Regions from separate parts of the Homo sapiens genome. Here region 2 is linked to region 1. A link is a loop called in an ENCODE intact Hi-C map of the cell type or tissue named here. Cell type or tissue: Caco-2. All regions are shown on one strand. Links, peaks and the distances in the headings refer to the core of each region. The heading gives the core; the rest is flanking DNA. Region 1 overlaps SLC25A21 (solute carrier family 25 member 21). Region 2 overlaps SLC25A21 (solute carrier family 25 member 21).

The links. Hi-C counts contacts between places; a loop is a spot of excess contacts. Peaks named below come from ENCODE experiments on the same cell type or tissue, not always from the same donor. Only the 100,000 strongest peaks of a DNase experiment are listed, where the experiment ranks them.
Region 2: it touches region 1 in a loop (5-fold over the local background); 1 of 110 quality-filtered maps calls a loop at or near these places.

The regions. Positions count from the first base shown.
Region 1 is chr14:36,929,482-36,940,982 of GRCh38, reverse strand. The region is part of intron 1 of SLC25A21 (solute carrier family 25 member 21); the gene reads left to right. Among named protein-coding and RNA genes, the nearest start is that of MIR4503, 17 kb to the left of the region's middle. In Caco-2, for the core only: no CTCF peak of the experiment used is centred there; a DNase peak (open chromatin) is centred at 4,652.
Region 2 is chr14:36,851,146-36,862,646 of GRCh38, reverse strand. The region is part of intron 2 of SLC25A21 (solute carrier family 25 member 21); the gene reads left to right. It overlaps LOC107984668 (a long non-coding RNA gene), which reads right to left. Exons shown (of 3, transcript XR_001750716.2): 3 at 10,342-10,472. Among named protein-coding and RNA genes, the nearest start is that of MIR4503, 95 kb to the left of the region's middle. In Caco-2, for the core only: no CTCF peak of the experiment used is centred there; a DNase peak (open chromatin) is centred at 6,376.

The DNA of each region.
Region 1 (11,501 bases), core at 1,356-9,355:
AAAAAAGAAAGCAATGAAATGCTGTTTAATCTGAAACAGGTTTTTAAGTTCAGTCTCAGAAGCAAGATCAAATGACCTATCCAGTCATTCTATATCTGCAATTCCTTCACAGTACTTTTCTCCAGTTTCTCAGATCAGCCCAAATCTTGGTTGGAATACTGGATTCTGTACTTTGTCCTTTTTCAGTATCAGACAATCGTAATATGGTCAGAGTTCTATCCAACTTCAAAGATGGTCATCTGAAAGTCTGAAATTCTTTGTTGCTGTGAAGTTCAATGAAAAGATTTCAGTGTTGAATTCAACCCAGACCACAGAACGATTAAATTCTTTGTTTTTGATACGTTGCATGGTAAGATATTGTGTAATCGAGTTGCTTGCAACTTTCTGACTTATTTTATTTAGAAAAAAATGACCAGGCTATTAACTATATATGGCAATTAAAGGAAAGTGCATTGAACATCCTGGCAACACATCACTTTTTTCTGTATTTGATTTAGGCCTCTGTAAAAGGACACCCTCATGCCTTTAAAGTTAAAATACTGTCAATCCCACCATAAACTCCTATTTTTAGGAGTTTTGATTTATAATGCAACCTTTAAAAAAAATACCAACCTACATTCAGAGTAGTATATTTTTTTAAATCTTAGAGAAAATTTTATTAAAATATTGGAATAAACATAGTGTCATTTCCTTTAATTTGGAAGAAAATGAATGAAAAAGAATCAGTGGTTTCAAACACATTTTTCTTCCTTTTCAACTCCAAACTAGCTTAGTTATATGGAAAAGTAATGTATGAACAGATTAATTGAAAGGGGCTGCTGGTAGTCGTTGTTAAAGTTGACTGAGTTCAAGTCTAATGATGAAACTTTGCAATACGCAGTTTAGAATATACACGTAACATTCTTTATTAGATTCTCATTCTATAATACTTACATGAGAAAGGAGGCTTGTACATACCTAAGGTGATTTTTAAACTCTGCTCTGGTACACTGCAGACTGCTATTGACGACGAAGATCTCTTTAGCAAATATGACGTGGAGGAGAACGCTGAATGTAAAACAGATATGTGAAACAATTAGAAACCAGATCTTCTTATTTCTGTGAGTTCACATTCGCAGTGACTAAAATTGTGCATGTTTTCCATTCATTCAGTTTTGATTTTGCTCAAGTGGTTCTAATGGCGCTGATTTTTAAGTTCCTGTGTCTTCTGAATCCATTTTATCCCCTTTTAATGAGCTTAATAAAACGTAAGTAGAATGGTTTGTATGCCATTTATTTTTATATGTATTTAAATATTAAATACATTTCCCTCAAATAAACCATTGGTCTTTCTGATATAAAAAGCATTAAAAAATAAAAGGTTTCTCTCACATAGGACAGCAAGAGGAAGATTTTCAAGAAGTTGGGAGAAAGGAGAGAGGTTGGGTTCTGGGAGATTTGACAAAGCTCCAGGTAACCTGGAGATAGTATGTCACAAAGATTTAGATGGACAACAAGATTATGGGTAACAAAAAGGGGACATAAATCATGTTTATTTGACATGGCCATTTAACAAAAAAAATGCTGTCTTAACAAGCAGTGCACATGAGTATATTCTATTTAATCGTATTGCAGTCAAACCCCTCACAAAAGAAAATATGCATGATAGAGAATTCGTATTTACATTCCCCCCCCACCCCTGGCTCCAGCTTATATGATTTGGAAACACAAACTGCTCCCCCAACCCGACTTTTTTTAGAATACAGAAATAAGACTTTCTTTTGTTTTTTCATGGATGAGTCCGACCACAAATTTAGGTTTACTAATGAGTGTTACAAATTAGCTGGGAAACACAAAATTTTGCAACAAAACCTGCCTTTTAAGTAAAGCTGTTATATGAAATTCCAACTCTGCACCAGAGACATGTTTGAGAAGACTTCATTAATTACAAACAGATTTATAATTTAAGCAATAAATTAATGTATCTGAAATACAATTCAGTTTACAGAACTTGGGTTTACATAAAACTTTTCAGAAACACAAGCTGAGAGTAGTGAACAAGAGTAAGCATAAGAGAGTTAAATCTGAATATATTAGAGACTGATTTATTTCAGTGATGCAATAAGAAATATAGATTTCTGAAGTTTTTTGTTTTTGTTTTTGTTTTTTTACTAATTTATGTTTTACTCATTACATATGCCATGTTTGTATACATGTGCCTTAAATTGATTGGTTTTCATCAGGTTTCTGTTGGGAAGTTTATGAGTCTAAGTTATTGTTCAGGAACCAAAATTCTTTGTGGTTGGTCCTGTTTGTTCATTAATTGAATAAAACAACGAGATGTGAACATGATGATCAGATTGGATTTTCTGTGCAATGATCCAGCTGATTGATTGGCAATCATTTATCATGTATTGAAATATCAAAATCAACCAAGCAGAAGAAAGTGTATTTGATTCTGCACATAGACTAAGGCTCAGCGGGATGCAGACTTAGAAGGCCGTAACACAGAGATGACAAGGACACCAAACCTGCTGCTCTGCTAAGGCTGTCCAGAGACTGAGTCTCAAACAGAACTTTGCCCTAATTAATGCACAAGGTGGTCTTTGCCTTATGAAGAGCTGTGTCATCCTGCAATGAGTGAACTCCACCTAATTAGAGTCCTAGATCAGTAGACCCCTGTGGAATCTTAGTTAAAGGCCTGGCACAGTCCACTCTGTGCCTAGGGGAGTTGATTTGTTACCATACGTGAGTCTGTTTAAATTGAAATCTAGGTGTTGCCAGGAGAAGGCTTCTCGAAGAAAGATGAAGTAAGAAAGGATTCAACACTAGGGCTCTATATGTAGCTTAACAGCATGCGTTCAGGGAGTATGTTTGAGAAAACAATCTAAATCAAGGGTTAACATGCAGACCATTTTTGCAGCATTTTGCTGAGCACCCAAAAGAAAAAACAAGCCAAACATTATATCGAGTTGCCATTAAAAAAAATTTTTTTTTAAAAAAAGTTGTTCTTCTCTCCAGAAAATGTCTGAAATAATAGATGGATTTAAAAAGGAAACACATTTAATTAACCTATACTTGTTTATTGTATACTTTTGTTCCTTTATTTCTCAGCTTTCCAATACAGACTGAATCATCAAACAATAATGGAAACACAAAAAAACTCTTTCCTTTCTGCCATGAGTTTCTGAGCATTTTCTATTCTTTCTTGCCTCATGGCCTTTGCATTTGCTGTGTCCTCTGTGGGGATGGCTTCTCTGGCTCCCTGTGTGGCTGATTCTTCCTCCATTCCCACGTGGACTAACCATCCGTCTCCTCGCAGCCCTATTAATGCTATCCGATCTTTGTTTGTTTCCTTCACAATCCAAAATTATGTTGGCATAGTTTACGTCATTGTCTCCTACCTCTCAACCACCGTAGTTCCATCATCTTGAGCAATGCCAGGCACACAGTAGGTTTTGAAAAAGAAAGGCTCAGATGAAGTGAGTGCTACCCTTTTAAATGTACACATCACATATTTATCACCAATAGGCCGCAATGGAAACCAATGTCACTCTCTACTATGTTGCCTCAAAAAAGGCTGTTCCAGTCACTGACGTTTGAATATGGTTAAGCGTAAGCATGTTTATTTTCCTCCTTGCTTTGTTTGTGAAGGCATTCCTAATTCAGTCTGAGGTCTTCTGGGAGGAAAAGCTCAGCTAGGGAGTACTTGTTCACTCCTTATCAACCCAAGTGAGAACAACGTTGCTAAGAGCGCCTCATTGGCTATATTATTTCTAGGAGCCCAAGACAATGTGGAGAAATGTGGGGCAACGTGCCTTCAGCATCGCCCGGCTTAGTTAGACACAGCAGTTGCTGCAGTGCAGCCTCAGGGTTTTTTCAGCAACAGGCTTTCAATCAACAGCCAAAGGAAACTTAGCATGGCCCTGAAATGAAGCAAATATTTAGCAAGCCATCTGCCTTATTTTCTCTTTTAGTCTCTCAAGCTGAATTATAATATCCATCTGTCCTTGTTGTACCATAGAAAGAGACCCTAGCCATGACCTTATGGCTCCAGGTACACTGTTATAAATGAGCCTCCAGCAGCAGGAATACACGCAGCAAAGTGAAGGGACAGCATTGTGCATTGATCTCCTCCTGTGTGGGGATTTACCATGTTTCTCAATGAATATCAAATTTTGTAGTTCTTCTAGGATATCAGATTTAGAGACTGCATGATTTTCTTCTGGATCTACAAGGACAAAGTGGAAAAAATAAAATTCATTTTAAAACTATCATATTGAAACAGAAAACCCCAATACGTTTACTTATATTACCGTTCTTGGCATTCCTGCTGATTAAAACCCAATGAAATTCAATCTTACCTTAAAAGTCACACGTGTTTTGAACAGAACTGTGGAAGGGGCTCCCAGAGAACCTTTAGGTGATTTCCATTTATTCTGAGAGGTTCTGGTCTGTGGTTTAGTTCTCGCTTTACATTGTCAACATTTCTATCACACATTAGTTACCAAACATGGAAAAGTTGTTAGTGGCTTTGAAAGCTAATGCAGGGTGGTAGTAATCATTTCAGGAGCTTATCTATCTCTCTTGGACAACACAGAAACTGAGAAAAGGCAAACAGTACAAACGGTGGCCCGGGCCGGGAGATGGAGAGGGGTGGTGGGAGGGGGGCTGGTGGAAAGCATTCCAGTCTGTTTGGTTCCTTCACAAATCCTAATGAGATAATAGCTCATCCAGTCAAGCCCATTCCTTACTGTCAGGAAGTGCCACACAAGTAAATGAAGAAATTATTTGAAGAGGGATCAGGATGGGTGTGGACTGTTTGTGATTCAGCTTGGGAGAAATGCAGATGCAAGTTTCTTTAGCTTGACTAGGTTGATTTCCCTTCACGGTGCTGTCTCAACTTCTGTGATTGTTGGCCTGAGGTTTGCAAAGCTGATAGTACTGATAGATAAAAACCCAGTACCAGTAATTAAAGGAAATGTGGAATAACTTAGCCTGGAGTAACTATTCTATCATTTAGAAACAAACTTGTTTCTGCCTTGACATTCAAACCAAATAGAATTTTACTCTAAACCTGCAGGACTCCATAAGGTTCCCCTCTTTAATGGAGAATCCATACATATGCAAAGGAAAGTTTTAAAAATATGTTATTGTATTGACACCCTGTAATTAAAAATGGAGAGGATGATTGAAAGGAATGTGGGACCATATATACACTTTTGGGGAGCAGAATCTCAGAATTAGATATAAACAACAATTGTCACGATAGTACTTGAAAGATGCCCATCCCACCCCCTAGGTTCCTTTGCTTAGATTTGCAAGAATGTTTTATTCTGCTTCAGTACGCTGTAGCCTGGTATATTCAAGGAGATGACAGTGAGGACAACTTAAACTATTGAATTGGTCAGATGTTGAACAGTGCCAATCAGGAGATCATGTGGATCCGCTCCACTAAAAATAGTCATGATAAGTATAGACATTAGGTGGCTTCCACAGAAACCTGTTTGCTCCTAAAAATTAATTGAGTCCCCATTGCTAAACTAAAAAGAGAACCACAGTGTGCAGACTCAACTTGCATAGTCCTTGGGGGAGAATTCCTTCAAAGAGTTGCCATATTAAACTTGGGCCTAGGGACAGAGAGATCTCTCAAATCAAGCTCTGGGTCAGTCCCATGCCTGGTCACAGCTTGTTCCATTCCAGGATAAGTTGAGATGGAAAGATATGGGTGATAAAAAAATTCAGTGATGATTCAAGATTATCCTGTTAGGAGATTCCTGGGGAACATTAAGGAGTTTAGACAGAGCCGCATTCTGGATAGTGTGTGGGCAGTTAGAAACTCTATACCAGCCAGGGTTTTAGGATCCTAAATAGTTGTTTGGAGGTAGCAGTGGCGAGATATGAAATTTAGAGTGGATTGAAACACTTCTAGGATATTTTGAGTTATCTTCTCCATTTGAAAGAGTGGAGTTTCAGTTGCCTGGTAACAGCCCTCAAAAAAAAAAAGATAAAGAACCACAGGTTTTAGCTGTTGGATTTTTTTCTTCTTTCTTTCTGCGGGAAAGGTAGTACTTAGGGAGATTATCTGAGGTATCTAGTGGAATGAAACTCATGAAAATGAAAAAGCAAGGCAATTAAGATGGAAATAGTACCTGGAAAACATACTAAGTGCTTAATAAGTATTAATGTTTCTTGAATAAAGTTTTGAGAATAAAAGACACCAACATATAAAAAGTTTTAAAAATCTCAGCCCTTCTTCTTTTCTCTCTCTCTCTCTCTCTCTTTTCTCTGTGTGTGTGTGTATAACTCTAAGGAGCAAAAGTGAGAATTTTAACAACTATATTTTATAAACTAGAAGCAGAATCCTACCACTTTCTTTTTACCCCATAAGTACTGGTGAATTGGAAGTTAAGTGGAAATGGCATAGGAACTAGGATATTAATTTCAGTCAGTGCTTGGTGGCTGGTGATTTATAGCTTTAATATAAATGAAGAGTTAATTCCCGAGGGATGGCATGCTTTTTTTTTTTTTTTTACTCCCAAGATAAAACAGACACAGGTTAAGTGTAAGGAAGAATTTGATTCCAGGAATTTTAAGGCCTTGGAGTGTGTTGCTTAGAAAGTTGTGTTACTTACTAGAATTTGTGGGTTTCCTTTTGCTTCAGCACTTCAATTATAGAGATTCTCCTTCCTAAGATTTTTTCACCTTTCAAGAAAAGCCTATGAGGTCGCCTGGATTATAGTCAATAGTAAAAGGCATGTACTTTGCCTGAGATTCAGACAGCTGTTCTTTACTCAAGTCCTAAAAGGTTAATAATAATGTAATTTCTACTTATTATCCAAATAAACTTCTTTCTAAAACAATTTGGGCTTAACCAAATACAGATTATAAAAACGCTGTTTTGGAACTTAAAAAAATCTACTTAAATTTTGATATTTTTTTCTAATTAATCATTTCCTTTTATCCACTCTGACTGAAAGCTAGTCTGTAGTCAAAACCATTCCTAGAGATTTGCATTCAACTTTCAGCCATGCTTAGCATCAGAGAACCTTATGGTGCTGAAGTCTTGGGAGTCAAAAATCTTCTCATCTGTCTCTACTGTGTATTCCCTTACAGTAACTGAAAGAAGAATAGTTGTGAGTAAGGTGAAAAGAGAAAGGAAACTCTACTCTGCTCTCTTGTATATGGCTATCTATAGTGCAGAACCAGAAAGAGAAAGAAATACTGTGATCTAGCAGAGAGTTTGTTATTTCCCTGATCAGGAAGCTTCTATCCTGGGGCTGGAGGAGGGGGCTGGGCAGTTTCCTGATTCCTCTTGCTCAGTTTAGAGAGAGTTCTGATGTGGAGGCTGGTGAAGGTTTTATTAGTTTAGCTCCTCTGTTTGGTGTTGGTGTCTGCTTTAGCTTTGAGTATTTTAGCCAAACAATTTTCTTGAGAAAGTATCTTCTTTGAGGGCTTGCATCTTTTATAACAACATTTTGAACACCATCTAAGTAAAGCTTTTGATAACAAACGAATAAATTTCATCACAGTTGACCTCTCAAGGTTAACAAATGGCTCTGCTGTTGAAGCCGGCATGCATCAAATATCCCGGTGGTGGAAATGTCTCTGTCTGGTACTGGAGACCTGGTAGCATAGCCTTCAGGGGATGCATGATCCCCACCAAGTAGGAGTTCCCCTCTGAAAACTGCAATCGAAAGAAGATTCATTTTTAAAAATCCAAGAAGGGTCAGCTCAGGTGGGGCTCATGTTCACCTTCCCTTTGCACTTAATCCAGCTTTATAGACACAGACTGTATATCTTGTAAGTTCTTTCCTGTGTGAGGAACTGTCAGTCATGCAGCTAATTCCAGTTTTAATTTTAGTTGTTACCTAGATCTAACTAGGGGTGTGCCCTTATTTTAGTTATTCATCTCACCCTGCTTTCATCTTGGGATTTAACCTTCCATTAAAATAACTACAGTAGGCTTTTGACTTTAATGTGATTTTATGTAATTCTACCAAACAACAATGCCTAACATTTATTTAGTTCTTTTTTTAAGGCTCAGAGTAATTAATGTGCTTTTACTTATTTAATCGTTATAATATCCTATGAGGAATACCAGAAGTAGGCCTTATTATTCCCATTTTATAAAGAAATGGAGTCACGAAATAGTCAAGGAGCTTGCCAATGGTCTGTGAGTTCCAAGTACACACATGATGATTTTTCAGTTTTCCTGCCTTCCCTTCTCGGGGGACTTTGTTGCCTTGCTATATACTATAAATACATTATACAGTGTATAGTTTTACTATTCTCAGGTCCATCAAGTTTAATGGGGTAGCCTGGCATGGTTCCTAGAGCAGGATCATGTATATGATAAATATTACTTTATGAGATGATGTATTTTGGCTTGAATATGGCTTACAGTTAAGAAATGCAACAAAATGGAGCATGTCTCATTTAATTTTGTTTCACCAGCACCTAATATGATGCCCAGCACATAGTAGGCACTCAATAAATATTTGTTAAACAAATGAAAACACCTCATTAAAAGATAACATGATAAAGAACAGAAAAACATTAAAACAAGTAAAAGGAAGTACTACTTCACTCAGCAGGAAGTGCTTAAATAGGACAACCTACCTCCACCGTAAATCCCTTGGTTCTTGTTGAGTATCAACCACTGACCTGAGCAGAACGTGGACTCCAACTGAGTGCTCTGACTTATGGAGCCATTGATTTTTGGAGCTGAAGGGGCCATTTGAAATTATTTAAGCCTTCTCCCCTTTTAATTCTTTTTTAATAGAGGAGGAAATTGAGATTGTATTTCATATTGCCTTTAGGAAACAGAAATTACCACATAGTCAAATTTACTTTTGAGTTGCTTTATTGACTTACCTGAGAAGCATATATTTTCTTCTTATGTATATGGAAGAATTTATAAGACTGAAGCACAGAAAGATTAAATGACTCTTTGGGATCACACAGAGAATCCATGGTATAATCCAAAAGGATCATATTTCATGACTATTTCATAGCAAATGGACACTAGTGTCGTAATCATCTCTTGTAAGCACTATATCCCTTGATTTGCAAAATGTCTCTAGCTCAAAGTTCATTATGAAATTCTCAGAAATCGTTGGAAATTAATTTAATTTTATTTTAATTTGCCATCTCCATTCACATAAGTACTCAGAGCAAAATTCTGAGACACCTCCTAGTTGGCTGTCCCTTATATCCTGTCAGTTACCAAGTCCCATCTATTCTAACTCCATGTTCTAACTCCATGTCTTTTGAATTTACCTGCTTTACTGCATTAGATTCTTGAGTGCTCTTCTCTGCTTTCTGTCTCTCCTTTCATCAGTTCTCCATTTAAGTCCTCTAACACGTAACCCCAATAATGTTCCCCTTCCATTTAAAATCTTTGAATGGCTCCCCATTGTCTACACAAGAAAATATAATGTCCTTCTCAGAGCATGCAGAGCCCTCTCTTTTCAGGCTTCTGCCTTCCATACCACCCCCACATTTTGCTCTTCTCTTTACACTCTAAAGCAATAGCCACATTTATCCAGGTTTGCCAAATGCTCTCCATTTCTCTCTCACCTCGACACCTTGGCAAAGACTTCTCCTTCTGCTAGGACACTCCAACCCTTCATACCACCTGGTGAGCTATCTGCATCCTTGCCAAGGCTCAGGTTAGAGTGAATGCCTCTGAGAAGCCTCCCATTCACTTTTAACTTGAATTGTATGATCTTCCCCAGAGAAACAATTTCCTACTCGCTGTTGGGAGTGATATTTATGATTTTTCATCACATCAATGCAAATATTACAGCTTTCAATTAGTATTTCTTTAAGGAATATTTATTGAAGGCCTAAGAAGTGTCAGGCATCCCAGCCTCCCTTACTTTAAATAGGGGGGAGGAGGAAAATTAACTTGAGTGCACTGAACTCACGAGTGAAAAAGAACCCGAGTCTGTGGGAGCCCAGAGGAGAGGTGTCAGATGGGCCAGTTCAGGGAAGCATCTCAGAAGAGGTCATTTCTAAGCTGAATTTTGAAGCATGTATAGGAGCTAGATAGATGAAGAAGCAGGGGGATGGGTGTTGTAAGCAAAATAAAGAGCATTTGGGGAAGCAAATACTGGAAATACTTAACTCTCTCAGCCAGTTACAAGAAGGTTGCTGTAGTTAGGTGGATATGTGGGGAGGAGTGAGGCAGGGGATGACACTTGAGAGGTATGTGGATGCCAGACCATGAAGACCCTCATGTGCCAGACCAAGGAATTTGAACTTCATTGTAACAGTTAGTGAGGGCCATTGAAGGATTTTATGTAGAAAGGTGAGAAGCTTGAATGTGCTGTGAAAAGATTATTATGGTTGTGGTGTACACTATAGATGTGAGTTTGGGTTATAGATGATACAGCAGGGGCTGGGGGTGGGGTTAGATGATCTAAAGAAAGGAACACTAGTGTAATCAAAACAAGAAGTTACAGATCGATATAAGGCAAGGGCAATGTGGATGAAGAGGAATGGCTAGAATTAAGAGAGGTTAAGGGGTAGACTGTGGAGAACTTGGTTACTGAGTGGATGAGGGGACTGAGTGAAAAAGGGGAGTTTACCATGACTCCCAGATTACTGATTTTAGCAACTTGTGGAATACCGAACATTAATTAGGTTCTTACCTTACATTGTTTTAAAATCCTACTGGCTTTAGCAATAGAATGATATTAAACATCATTCTGAAAACCTGACTAATGTTTTATTTTTGTGTGATATTCTTTAGCTAGCCAAAACTTGGTGGCTTATGACAACAATTTATTAATATGTCTAGTTCTGGGGTTAATAGGCTCAGCAAGGCAGTTCTCACTTGGAATTCCTCAGCCAGCACACCTAAATGGAACTGTGGCTACAGCATCTGAAGTCTTCCTAACTCCCATGTCTGGTGCCAGGCTGCAATGACTGGCTGGACAGCTCTTTCTTGGCTTGGCCTCTTCACATGACTATCTTGGGTTTCTCAGGGGAGTCAGCATTCTCAGAGAAGTCGGACTTCTTATATGCTGATTGGCTTCCCACAGAAGTGAGTATTCCAGGAGACCAGGTGGAAGCTACACGGCTTCTAATAACCCAATATTGGAGGTAATATGGTGTCATTTTCTATTCATCAAAACAGTCACCACCCAGCCCATATTCATCAGGGTGAAAGGATAGACTGACTGTCAAACGGGAATGGTTGCTTATCCAGGGAAGGAAAGAATTGACGGTGGCCTTCTTGGAGACGAGCTATAGTACCACCTTTTGCCACTGTTCTTTTTAAGTAAATCGATGTGACTCAATAATTATAGGACCACTTTTTATTTAAAACACAGGATGTTTTTCAACTCTTGGGAATATTTATTTCCATGATGCTTACTCTATTTAACATTATCGCCAAGCCTGCTACTTCGAACCATGCGATTCCTATCACTTTTCCATAATCACACACAAAAAATCTTCTTTTCCTTAATATTCTCTAATTGGAAACAGACTTACCTTTTAAGTAAAAACAA
Region 2 (11,501 bases), core at 2,225-10,224, 79 kb after region 1:
TTCTCCTAATGCTATTCCTCCCCTAGCCCCACAGCCCCTGAAAGGCCCCAGTGTGTGTTGTTCCCCTCCCTGTGTCCATGTGTTCTCATTGTTCAGCTCCCACTTATGAGTGAGAACATGCACTGTTTGGTTTTCTGTTCCTGTGTTAGTTTGCTGAGAATGATGGTTTCCAGCTTCATCCATGTCCCTGCAAAGGACATGAACTCATTCTTTTTTATGGCTGCATAGTATTCCATGGTGTATATGTGCCACATTTGCTTAATCCAGTCTGTCATTGATGGGCATTTGGGTTGGTTCCAAGTCTTTGCTATTGTGAACAATGCTGCAATAAACATACATGTGCATGTGTCTTTATAGTAGAATGATTTCTAATCCTTTGAGTATATACCCAGTAATGGGATTGCTGGGTCAAATGGTATTTCTGGTTCTAGGTCCTTGAGGAATTGCCACACTGTCTTCCACAATGGCTGAACTAGTTTACACCCCACCAACCATGTAAAAGCATTCCTATTTCTCCATATCCTCTCCAGCATGTGTTGTTTCCCGACTTTTCAATGATTGCCATTCTAACTGGCATGAGATGGTATCTCATTGTGGTTTTGATTTGCATTTCTCTAATGACCAGTGATGATGAGCTTTTTTTCATATGTTTGTTGGCCACATAAATGTCTTCTTTTGAGAACTGTCTGTTCATGTCCTTCGTGCACTTTTTTATGGGGTTGTTTGTTTTTTGTTTAAGTTCCTTGTAGATTCTGTATGTTAGCTCTTTTTCAGATGGATAATCTCCTATTTTAAGGGCAAGTTTTTGGAGAGAGAATTTGGAACTAATACCATGCCTATTTTCAGTGTCTATTCAAGGTCTATCTGAGATTAGCTCTAGCTTAAAATTCAAGAAGTAAAGCAAAAGTTCAAAATGTTTGTTGTTTATTTTGCTATTGTAACAGTTTTAAAAATGTTTTCTAGTTAAGCTCTAAGAAATCTGCCATCAGTGAAAGTAAAATTATCTTTATCCAGAGTGTTTGCTCCTTAGCTGCCTCTGTAAAGAGCAGGTGCGTGTCTCAAAAGGGCTGAAATATTCCTGAAAAGTCATGTACCATGGAGAAAGTACTTTAGGATTCTTACTTGGGCTCTCCCTGCAGCGTGAGAAAACCTGAAAGTGTTGAGAAAGAGGCTGCTTGAGAGAAGAAAACTCTAACTGTGAGCTGAACCTTAGAACCTCAGGCTAGGCCCATGGGAAAGCTACTTTTGAGTCGAGCATATGGGAATCAAGCCGAATGAAGTCTAAATTGTTGAGATTCTAGCACAGCGGAAGGCTATGGCTATCATGAACATTCTAGAAGATTGTTTTTCCTTTCTGTGAATCAAGAGTAAAATCATAAGTTTCTTTAGACAAACAAATTTGAGGCTGATAATATAATATCATAACTGTGAACCTTGACCAAAGATTGATAAAAAGTGTTTAACATTCTTGGAAAATCAATTAGTTCTCAGAATATTCTTGTTGAGGTGGCTAAAATAGCCTTATGCTTTTGCTTTGCAGTCAGGGCACAGCTGAGATTTAGTTTTGACATAATGAAGAAGTTTGCAAGATGATAAATAGAGCTGGATGCAACTCTACATACTCTGGGCCAAGTTCTTACAGGATAAATTTTTCCCATTTGGGGGTTATTGAATAATATTTTCTTCAGTGAAACTTTTGTGAGAGCTTAATAGGTTACATACTTCCCTATTATAGCAAAAACCACACAAAATTATTGTGAATATCATCCATTTTTGGTAATCAGAATCTATCTGGGATATGCATTTCTGTTTTTTATGAAATAATACAACATTGCGATGAACTTCTCATTATATGATCCAACTCAGTACTTCCAAATACTCTCAGAAAAATATACACTTTAGAATTTCTTGTCTCTGTATTTGTGTTCTTTTAAATTTTGAAAAGTAAGAAGTACGCGTTAGAAAAAAGTTTGACTTTTTCCTAAGATGCTCTCCTAAAGTGAGAACTCGTTAGAATTCTGACCCAGTTTCATTTGGAAAGGTCAGGTGAGCAGACATGATTCCTTTGCGGACAGGCTGTCAGTGTCCAGGGGGAGTGTAATTAACACAGATCCACTAAGGCAATGGATCATGTGGGAAGACACACCCACTAAAGACAGGAGACCAGCGTTCTAGTTCAGCACTGTTGGCCCCACTGTGCAAGTCAATGGAGCTGCTCTGGGACTTCACTCCCCAACCTGGAAACTGAGGGCATTTCCCTACATGGTCTTGGAGGCTTCTTCTAATCTGATATTCTGTTTCCAAGGCAGTGTTTTCATTGTTTAAAAATAAAGTGATTGCAAGTACATACCTCTCCTGTCTCAGGACCTGTGTTCTTGGAATCCCTTTTTCCTGGAGTGACTGGCTTCTTCTCGACCTTCATACCTCAGCTCAGCTGTCATCTCCTCAGAGAAACTTCTTTGGCTGCCCCATCTCCAGTGGCCTCCCGTGTGTCTCTCTTTTTTTTTTTTTTCATTACCTTATTTGGCTTTGTTTTAGTCTTCTGACCTTATCAAAGTTATTTATTTGTGTACACGTTAACTGTTTTTGCCCACTTCCATTGGAGTGTAGGCTTCCTAAAGGCAAGGGGCCTTCCTTCATTGATATATATATGTATATATATTACACAGTGCCTACAAGAGTGTTGAACACAAAGTAGGTGCTCAATAAACACTTGGTGAATGAATGATTGAATAAATGTCATTTAAAAATGGGCACAGCCATGTGTATTTTCAAATTATGTATTTGGAAAAATAAAACACAAACACACTAAGCCTGTTTTACTATCATGAGCCAGGTTTCACACAGAATCAATTCACAGATTTTTTTCTTATATTTCTTTGGCTACTTAGTAATCTGGGCATTTTATAAAGCCTAAGTTGCATTTGTGTGGTTTTACACCACAGAGAATGAGACATGATATTTATATATTCACCGTGTGTCAGTGAATTTTCCAGGGTCTGTGCACCAGCTGCCCCTGTACTTATTCTGATACCTACAAACTGTCATCTGAACCCAGGATAGTTGAGCCTCTCCCAGTCCTGTTCATTGTCAGCTCAGGTTCAAGCCTCTTAACTCCAGTCCAGTGCATGAATGACCCTCCGCCCTAGACTAGGAAGAGAAGACTCACCCTCCTGGATGGTGCCTGGATGGGCGGCTTGATGCTGGTGACAAGTGGGCTTCATGAGCCCAGCCTGGATGCTCCTTGAGGAAATGTTTTTAGTGCACACAATATCTTATTTTTACTTGCACAACTCATGAAGTAGTTATTTATTTTTAAGGAATCATGCCAAATGGAGTAGGCAGAATCTGTTGCATTCCTGAATGTAGTTCTTTTTGTTAGCTTAGTAGATTGGCCTCTCATTTAATTAAAAGATGTAGAAATCTTTTTATCAAGATTGTTTAGGTATCCTAAGCATTTTCTTTTTAAAAGACAACCAGGATTAGCAGAGTAGCGGTGTCAAGCAGGGTTTCAGCTTCAATTTAAAGCAAAAATAATGCTTAACTTCATAAGTAATATTTTCCAGCCTTTTATTCTGAAATCTGAAAAAGAAAAGGAAAGGGAGAGATTTTTTAGGAAAATGTTAACTGCAACTTCTGAGGAGATGATCTTGGAATAACTTTTGGATCAAATTAGAATTTCTATTTCCTTGTTACATTGAAAACCAAAGTCGATTATTTATTTGATTTCCTCTTAGTACTAAAACGGAAACTCATGTTAAATAGGAAGGAAAAAGAAATGACCCTAAAATCTATCTTCAGGTTGAAGAATTGGAAAAGAGCTATTGTTTTATATTTTGATTTCCCAGAGTGTGAGAAAACTGTCCCTGTATAGATGCTTGCCAAGTTCTGAGAGAACACTTAAGAGTGTTTTTGGGTAGTACAGGGAGATAGTCAGGGTCTTGTTTGCGGGTGTTCCAGGTTTCAAGCGGTAACAGGGGAATGGGAGAAAAGAGGGAAGCATTCCCAAATCAAACATAACTCTCAGGAAATGAGCCAGAACACCTGGGAGAGGTCAGGGGTCAGAAAATACAAACTCAGGGTTCAATATTTTGCTCTCATCACACAAAAGAAAATGGGTCATAGACGATAGACAGAAGAAAATCTGGGATTTTACAGAAAAGTTAGGAACTAAGAATCCTGTCATTCTCATGTCATTCTGTCATTCTCCCATGAATCTATGATGTTTCAAAAAATATTTTCAGAATTGAGGCCGACACTTTCTGGTGGTTTCTTGTTGCTTAAACATCAGGTTGAGAAGTTATTTATCTCTTTCTCTCAACTCCCAGAGGTTCACTTCGGAGAACCTTCTGAGGCAATTCTTTGGCCAGTGCATACAAGGCTCTGGAGGGTGGGGGTAGGGGTGGTCCAGCAGGCAGAGATGGAGACACCACAGCCCTGAATCATGGGTCATTCACTTCTGGGGAGAGAAAAGAGGTTTTGCAAACGTTACTTCATGGGACCTCCTAGGGAAAAAGAGGGTGTTTTTTCCATCTCATTTCCCAACTCTAAGTTCTCTGAAATCTACTTGATTTTTGCCAGGTGTCAAATTATAACCCTCCTTGTCAACCACAAATGACTAATGACTAATGATTAGCCTAATGACTATGCAACGTTTGAAACTCACATTCACATTTTAACTTACTGGCTGTATTGTGTTTTCATTAATTGTGAAAAAAATATTCCCCCCGAAAGCCAATAAAAACAAAGTTTTAGAGTCTTAATTGCAATGTTCACTTGCAATTGTTGACCCTATAGGTGCTCAAGGAGAAACAAGATGGGGGCTGTGGCCCGCCCATCTTCAGGCCTGCGGCCTCAGCCCAGCAAATGATGCCAATGCCCCTCTCCTAGGGAGAGTTAAGTGATGTCAGCACCTCTGGGCAGAGTAATATTTGACCCTTAAACTGCTTCATATACAAGCAGCTGTTTTCCTCTTTCCACCATTCCCTGAAGGACGCAGGAGGGCTGAAATATCTGATACTGCTTTTCATCACCAGAGATAAAGTAAATTTAAACCTTGAATTAAATGATGACCATTTTGTTCACTGGTCATTTAGTGATAAGTCATGATTCTCAAAAGCCTCGGCATGATTTTCTTTTCTTTACGTTTTGTGGAAAGGGGGCAAGGTCTCAGCAAGTTTTCTCCATATTTACGCCTGGCCCCCAATGTGTGCCTTGAGAGCTCATAAAAACAAATCTGCCTCTCAGCCGGGCAGTCAGTAATGGGATCTGGAGCCTCTCTCTGCAAGGTCACCTGTTTAAATAGAGACTCCCGCAGTGCTGCCTGAAAGGTGTTTGCATCGGAGGGTTGCTCGCCAGCTCCCTTGGTGTTTAGGAAGTGAGTTTCCAGTGTTGGGCCTGCCCTCCAGAGGGGTCTTCCCATTGCAGAGCTCCACTGCAGCTGAGGCTAAGAAATGCTGGAGACCCAAACCCAGGCACACCAGACCCCAGGTCTAAGATAAAGCATGTCTTAGGCTTTAAACACAACAAATTTCCATTAAAATAAAAACAGGACTTTATTCCATTTGGCTACTAGAGTGTATTCTAGAGTCAAACAGTGGTAAATGTGAAAAGGCCCATGGAAATATGAGGGCTGTAAAAATCATTGCAGAAAAAGATGCCAAGCATTGTTTGCAGGAATTAAATGTCCTTTTGCACCAGCAGTGAGCTTCCTTGGATAGCACAGCAGACAAGGTTCCCAAATTACATGAAAAGAAAGCAAGCCAGATATTCATGTCAACCATAGCTCTCATTCGTTCTTTCCATCTGACTGCATGTTTTCTATGTGGGATGTGCTTCCAGGCTCCATAGATCTGTCTCCTTCATGCCCCTCCACCCCACAATCAAGCCCAGTTCCTGCCTCATTCAGATTCTAGCAGAATTGCTCAATGGATAGCCCTTGCGTGCCGGCCTCTGCTATACCAGCAACGTGCCAGGGCGGGTGGAGCTTCCACACATCACTCACACATGTGTCTGGCACAGCCCTAACTAGCTTCTCTCCAGGGTGATGCCAGTGGCCCCCTTTCCACTGGCCTCTCGCAGTCTAAAGAGGAAGCAGTCAGTGGGAGATCATCAAGCATTCTCTGGTGTCTTGGCTTTGGCCAACCCCAAGTGGGGTTGTCCTCCCCAGTGCCCACTCGCAGAATGAGCAGTCTCCAGAATCACCATTACTCCTCCTCCCTTACAAGCCATGTCTGAGCTACTGGGACTTAATGCTCGAGATCCAGATCAGGACTGGCCTGACCGCTTTGGAATCAAAGAATGAGGTCAGGATAGAAACAATATACAGAAAGACAAGCTCGAGAGAGGGAGAGCAAACAAAGCCCGCAGTTCCTGGTTAGGGTCATAAAGCGCCTACTTCCTTTACGGACCAACAATAAACAGAGTCAGTCACCAATCAGTAAACATTCCTGCCTCAGGAGCGAGGATTTGTGTTCAAAGACACCAGATTGGATGCCGACTTCCCCACCCTGCTTTTCCCTTCCCCCAGTGTAATGGAGATCCTCCTAAAAAATACCTCTTTCTTGGTAAGGTTAACCAGGGTTTCTCAACCTCGACTCTATTGACACTTTGGTCCAGATAATTCTTTGTTGCAAGGCCCTGTCTGCAGCACTGTAGACTGTTTTAGCAGGATCTAAGGCCTCTACTCACTAGATGCCAATAATACCTTCCTTTCAGTGTGACAACTGAAAATGCCTCCAGACATTGCCGAATACCCGCCTGGGAAACAAAACCACCCTTCACCCCTGTTGAGAACCACTGGGTTAAGGGAAGGAACTGTTCGAGGCATACGTATTGATATGTGACAAATGTCATAAATATTAGTGAGGCATCAGAATATGATATCATAACCCAGAGGATATAGTGCTGTATTTAGAGAGTTGCTCCACACATGGGGAGACCTGTGATTCTCAAACTTGAGCGTGTATCAGAATAACCAGGAGGGCTAGTTAAAACCCAGATTGCTGAGCCCCACCCCACAGTTGCTCATACTGTTAGTTCAGGGTGGAGACCAACGATTTGCATTTGGGATATGATGATGCTGATGCTGGAAGTACTGAAAACCACTGGACTGGATCTTTCTGGATTGGTACTTGCCCCACCAATGGTGAGGAAGCCACAGATGAGGAAGGTGTATTGTTGTAAGCCTTCTCCCTCCCCTCCTTAATTTTCTGCATCTGTGTCTATCCTCTTCGCTACCCAATATCCAGTGTCATTGCCTCTTTTTCTCAGGATACCCCTGAGGCTGCCTCCCACTTTGATTTTTTCTCCTCAGGAGAGACCCTGAACTTTTCCTACTACTTGGCCCCTCTCAAACTTTGTGTTTGGCTGATTGCTCCTCAGGCCCATTTCCTAGTCCTGAATTAACCCATGCCTAAGCGTCAGGAAGTCCTTACAGGGTACTCAGCTTCTCGGTGCTTGTTAATCCTCCTTGGAGTTCTCAGAACAAACTACCAAGCCATGGCATGCCAAGGGGTGGCTTGTCCAACAGGGAAGAGCACATTACTTTACTGACATTGTTCAGAATTATCAGATTGTGATGATAATATAATGCAAACTGATGCTTATTATTTTTTAAAAATTTTTCACAGACAGTGCAGCCCCTTATTGCCTCCACCTTGGGCAAACTGCTGCCACCACTCCAATTCCAAGGATGGCAGAATACCCCCCCCCACCTCATGCCCCAGAAAAGAACAAAAGACACCAATTACCCTCCTACACTGCAGCTTTCTGTACACTGTCAGTCTCTTAGCAGGTGTCATCTGAACTGTATGACCATCCCTGGTTTCCTTTTGTTGATAATATCGAGTCCAGACTTTTTAGAATGACATACAAGGCCTTTCATATAGGATCCCAACCAGTCTTTTCCAGAATCCGCAATATCTGCTAAGTCTAACACACTTTCATTCTATCTACACCAGACTACCATTTATTATTTCCCAAGCACAACTTGTAAAAACACATCATAGTGATAATGGTAATAAAAATCACTAGCAACTACCTTCTCGAGCATTTGCTGTGTCTATGCATTGTTCTTTACCATATTGTCTACTTTAATCTTTCTAACAAGCCCATGTAGGAAATACTAGTATTATCTCCATTGAACAGATGAGGAAACTGAAATTTGAAGAGTTCAAGAAATGAGAAAGGAGAGAGCCAGAATTCAAATACAAGCAGTTAACATCTATTACACTACTTGTGTTTGCTACAATTACTCTCACCTAGCTCCATCTGGGGAAAAGTCTCTCATCCTTCAAGGCCCAACTCGACTATAACTATTTCTGTGAATCCTCTTCTATATCTTCAGAGTGAATCAACAATTCATTTCTCTGACATTGTTTAAAACTCTGTGTGTATGTGTCTATAATGTATTAATATATCATATGCACGTTTTACATTTTGATGTTAGGTTTTTATGGTTCCCTCTGTTAAAATGTGAGATCATGTCGCATTTATATTTGCACTCCCAGTATCTGGCACTGTGCCTGGTATCAAATAGATATTCTGTAGGTGGTAACTGAATGAATAAGTGAGGGAGGGAGTGAAGGAATGATCTATCCCAACTTTAAATATTGCTTTAAATGTACACAGGTCACATGGATCTACTAGTTGTCAAACCTGAATTAAAATTAACACTTAAACATATACTTCTGGTTTCTATAGTTTAAAAGATTTTCACCCTACCTACTTTTATATAGAAGGGGGAAAAATAAGAGACTAGATGGACTGTGCTCTCTAATCCAAGTGGAACAAAAGCACTGGATGCATAATGCAGCAGTGTTTGTTGGAGGGTCTCAGAGGACAGAGGCCTCTAAATAAATAGGGTGTTGGCTGATGAAAGTCCCAGGGGTCAGACCATTAAAAAGCTGTGGCATTTGTCGCTGGTCCAGCAGAACCAAGACTAGCCAAGTTGGAGCAGTTGCAGCCGTCAAAACATGTTTTTCTGTATAACCAACTATTTAGTAGAGTAAGCGCATGTTTACATGTCCAAATGGGCTGAGGAGAGGGCCTCTTGGGTGTGAGAGAGCAGCCAGGCCACTCACAGGAACGGGGAGCTGATGACCCGGGCTGGTAGCAGGAGTCCTGGGAGGTGAGGCAATCAAGCTGGTCCTGGGTCTGCCTAGCAGCTTAGGAAATGATTTCTAGAAGTTAGAAACAAATGCTCAGATTAAAAAAGCAGAGTGTGTCTTAGCAACCATACTCCTATGTGAGAGAGAGCTTGAGCATTTGTTTATAAGAGGTTGACAAATTGCAGTAGTGTAGTGTTATGATGAGAAGCGTTCAGACAATCTGCTGTAAAATGCTTTACTTAAGTACAGCATTCACTGGGGCAGCTCCTCTGATTTTGCAACTTTAGGATTGTCCTTGGGAGATGTCAGTGGAAGCATGGCCCTGCCAAAACACTTATCTAGCATATGTGATTCATATCTTATCATTACAGTCTTCAAATGAACAATTTAATTATCCCATTTCCCCCTTGAACAGTTGTTGTTTTGGTCTTAGTGCCAAATTCCTTAGTAATATTCTGTTTTATTTTGGCTACTGAGACAAGCTTATAGTGCAAGTATTTTGCAAGCACTCCTGGTTTTCACAATAAGAATGTAATGTCACAACTTATTACCAGGGACATAAGTTCTAGCAGATTTTAAATGTTCCTGTTTCGGTGCATGGAAGCAATTTGATTCCATTTCACATTTATGATATTTATTATATTCAAATTCAGTATATTAAGTTTCTACGTAAAATTTTAGTAGTGTTTCCTGTATGGCTTTTAAATATATATATTTAAACCTAAATATGGTCAGCTGTGTGTTTGTCTTGGAACTATTAGAGTAACACTTTTCTTGACCAAAATTTTAAGTATTGTGCCTAACATGTGATGGTAGACTCCAAAGAATACCATGACCAAGCTCTAAACACATGCTCACACATAAACACACACTCACACATACACACACGCCAATAAGAATTTTTGATTACATGAAGGTACACTTCATTTTTCTAACCTTTTATAATTTTGTGAAAATTACATATTTCACACTATATATTACTTTCTGGTCCTTGAAATGAGTGGAATCTAGTTCCGTAGGCTAAGAACTATAATTATACTTTCAGCTGTGATAGCCACATAATGCCTAGGAATTCCATTGACATTTTAATATGCTGTCACTTTAAGATACAACATGAAGTGTGAACAGGGCACAGGACACTTTAACCAGGTGTGTCTAATTGTTCTGTTCCCCCTCAGCCCCCAAATAGCAATGGTATAGTTAAGAAAAGATGTAGAATCCAGGAAGCAGGTTTAGAGGCTAAAGTAAACTTACCAGGTTCACTTTTGCTGGCTGGTGGAAACAGATCAGACTATGCTGTTGTTCTCTGTGTAGGTAGGTGGTTTTGCATTTTGGCTATGCCTTTTTCTTGTTAGGTCTTTCCTGCTCCATGCAATAAAGAAAATGATACATAGAATGCTCATTTGGATCAGAAAGGGTATGTTCCCAGTACTTTTTGGATTTGAAGTTAAAGACTACAACTGCAAAAATAATCATAAGATTGGGGATGGAAGTATGTAGATTAATTATATTATTTTAAAAATAATGTAATGGTGTTTTCATTAACTCTTCCAGATGTTTAATATGATTGATACCCTTCCAGAGTCCCATGTTCATTAGTTAGAAATTAGAAAAACCTCCTTAAAGTAGCTGATCTGTCCCAGCAAAAGACTTTTTTGAATGTGTTCATATACTGTCAAGCAAGCAAGCAAGCAAACATCAGTGTGTATCAAGCAACCTTTCATAGGGTTCTGGGGATTAGCAATTCAGTGAAAATGCTTAACTACTCATTTGGAGAACACACATTAAAATTTAAGTCTTTAAAACAGACAAACAAAAAAACAGGAGACCCAACATTTTGAATACCCAGACATTATGCCATTGAGAGTAATAGTTTGCAGTTTTTCTAATCCCCATTTTTTGTGTAGCTTATTGTCAATTTATTTTATAAGCAGCCACATTCAATTGATTAATTCTCCCAACACCTGGATATAACATTTTGTTACCAAGCATATTATGTTATTCATAAAAATAGTCTGCCTTATCCCAAGCTAACAGGTGTCCCTGCTCCTTAAAATGACAAAGGTTGGAGCTATTGAATATTCCAAGGTGACTTGTGTTTCTGGGTTCCTAAATTCTTGCTGCCTGATTATAGAAACTCATGTGTATCAACTTGTTAGCCAGCATCTTGTTAAGGTAAAGGAATTCTGATCAATTTTCTCAGAATTGTCTCCAGCTGTGCAGGTTTCCGTCCTCGGTTGAACAGGAGCTCACCAAACTCTCCCTTAATTGCTTGGCTCTTTTTCTTCAGCCACTGAAATTAGGTGTGATTGGGCCCCAACAAATCATGTGACACATATGGCTCCCAGGTTATCTTACATACTTTATTTTGGGCATAAAAAAATACCAAGT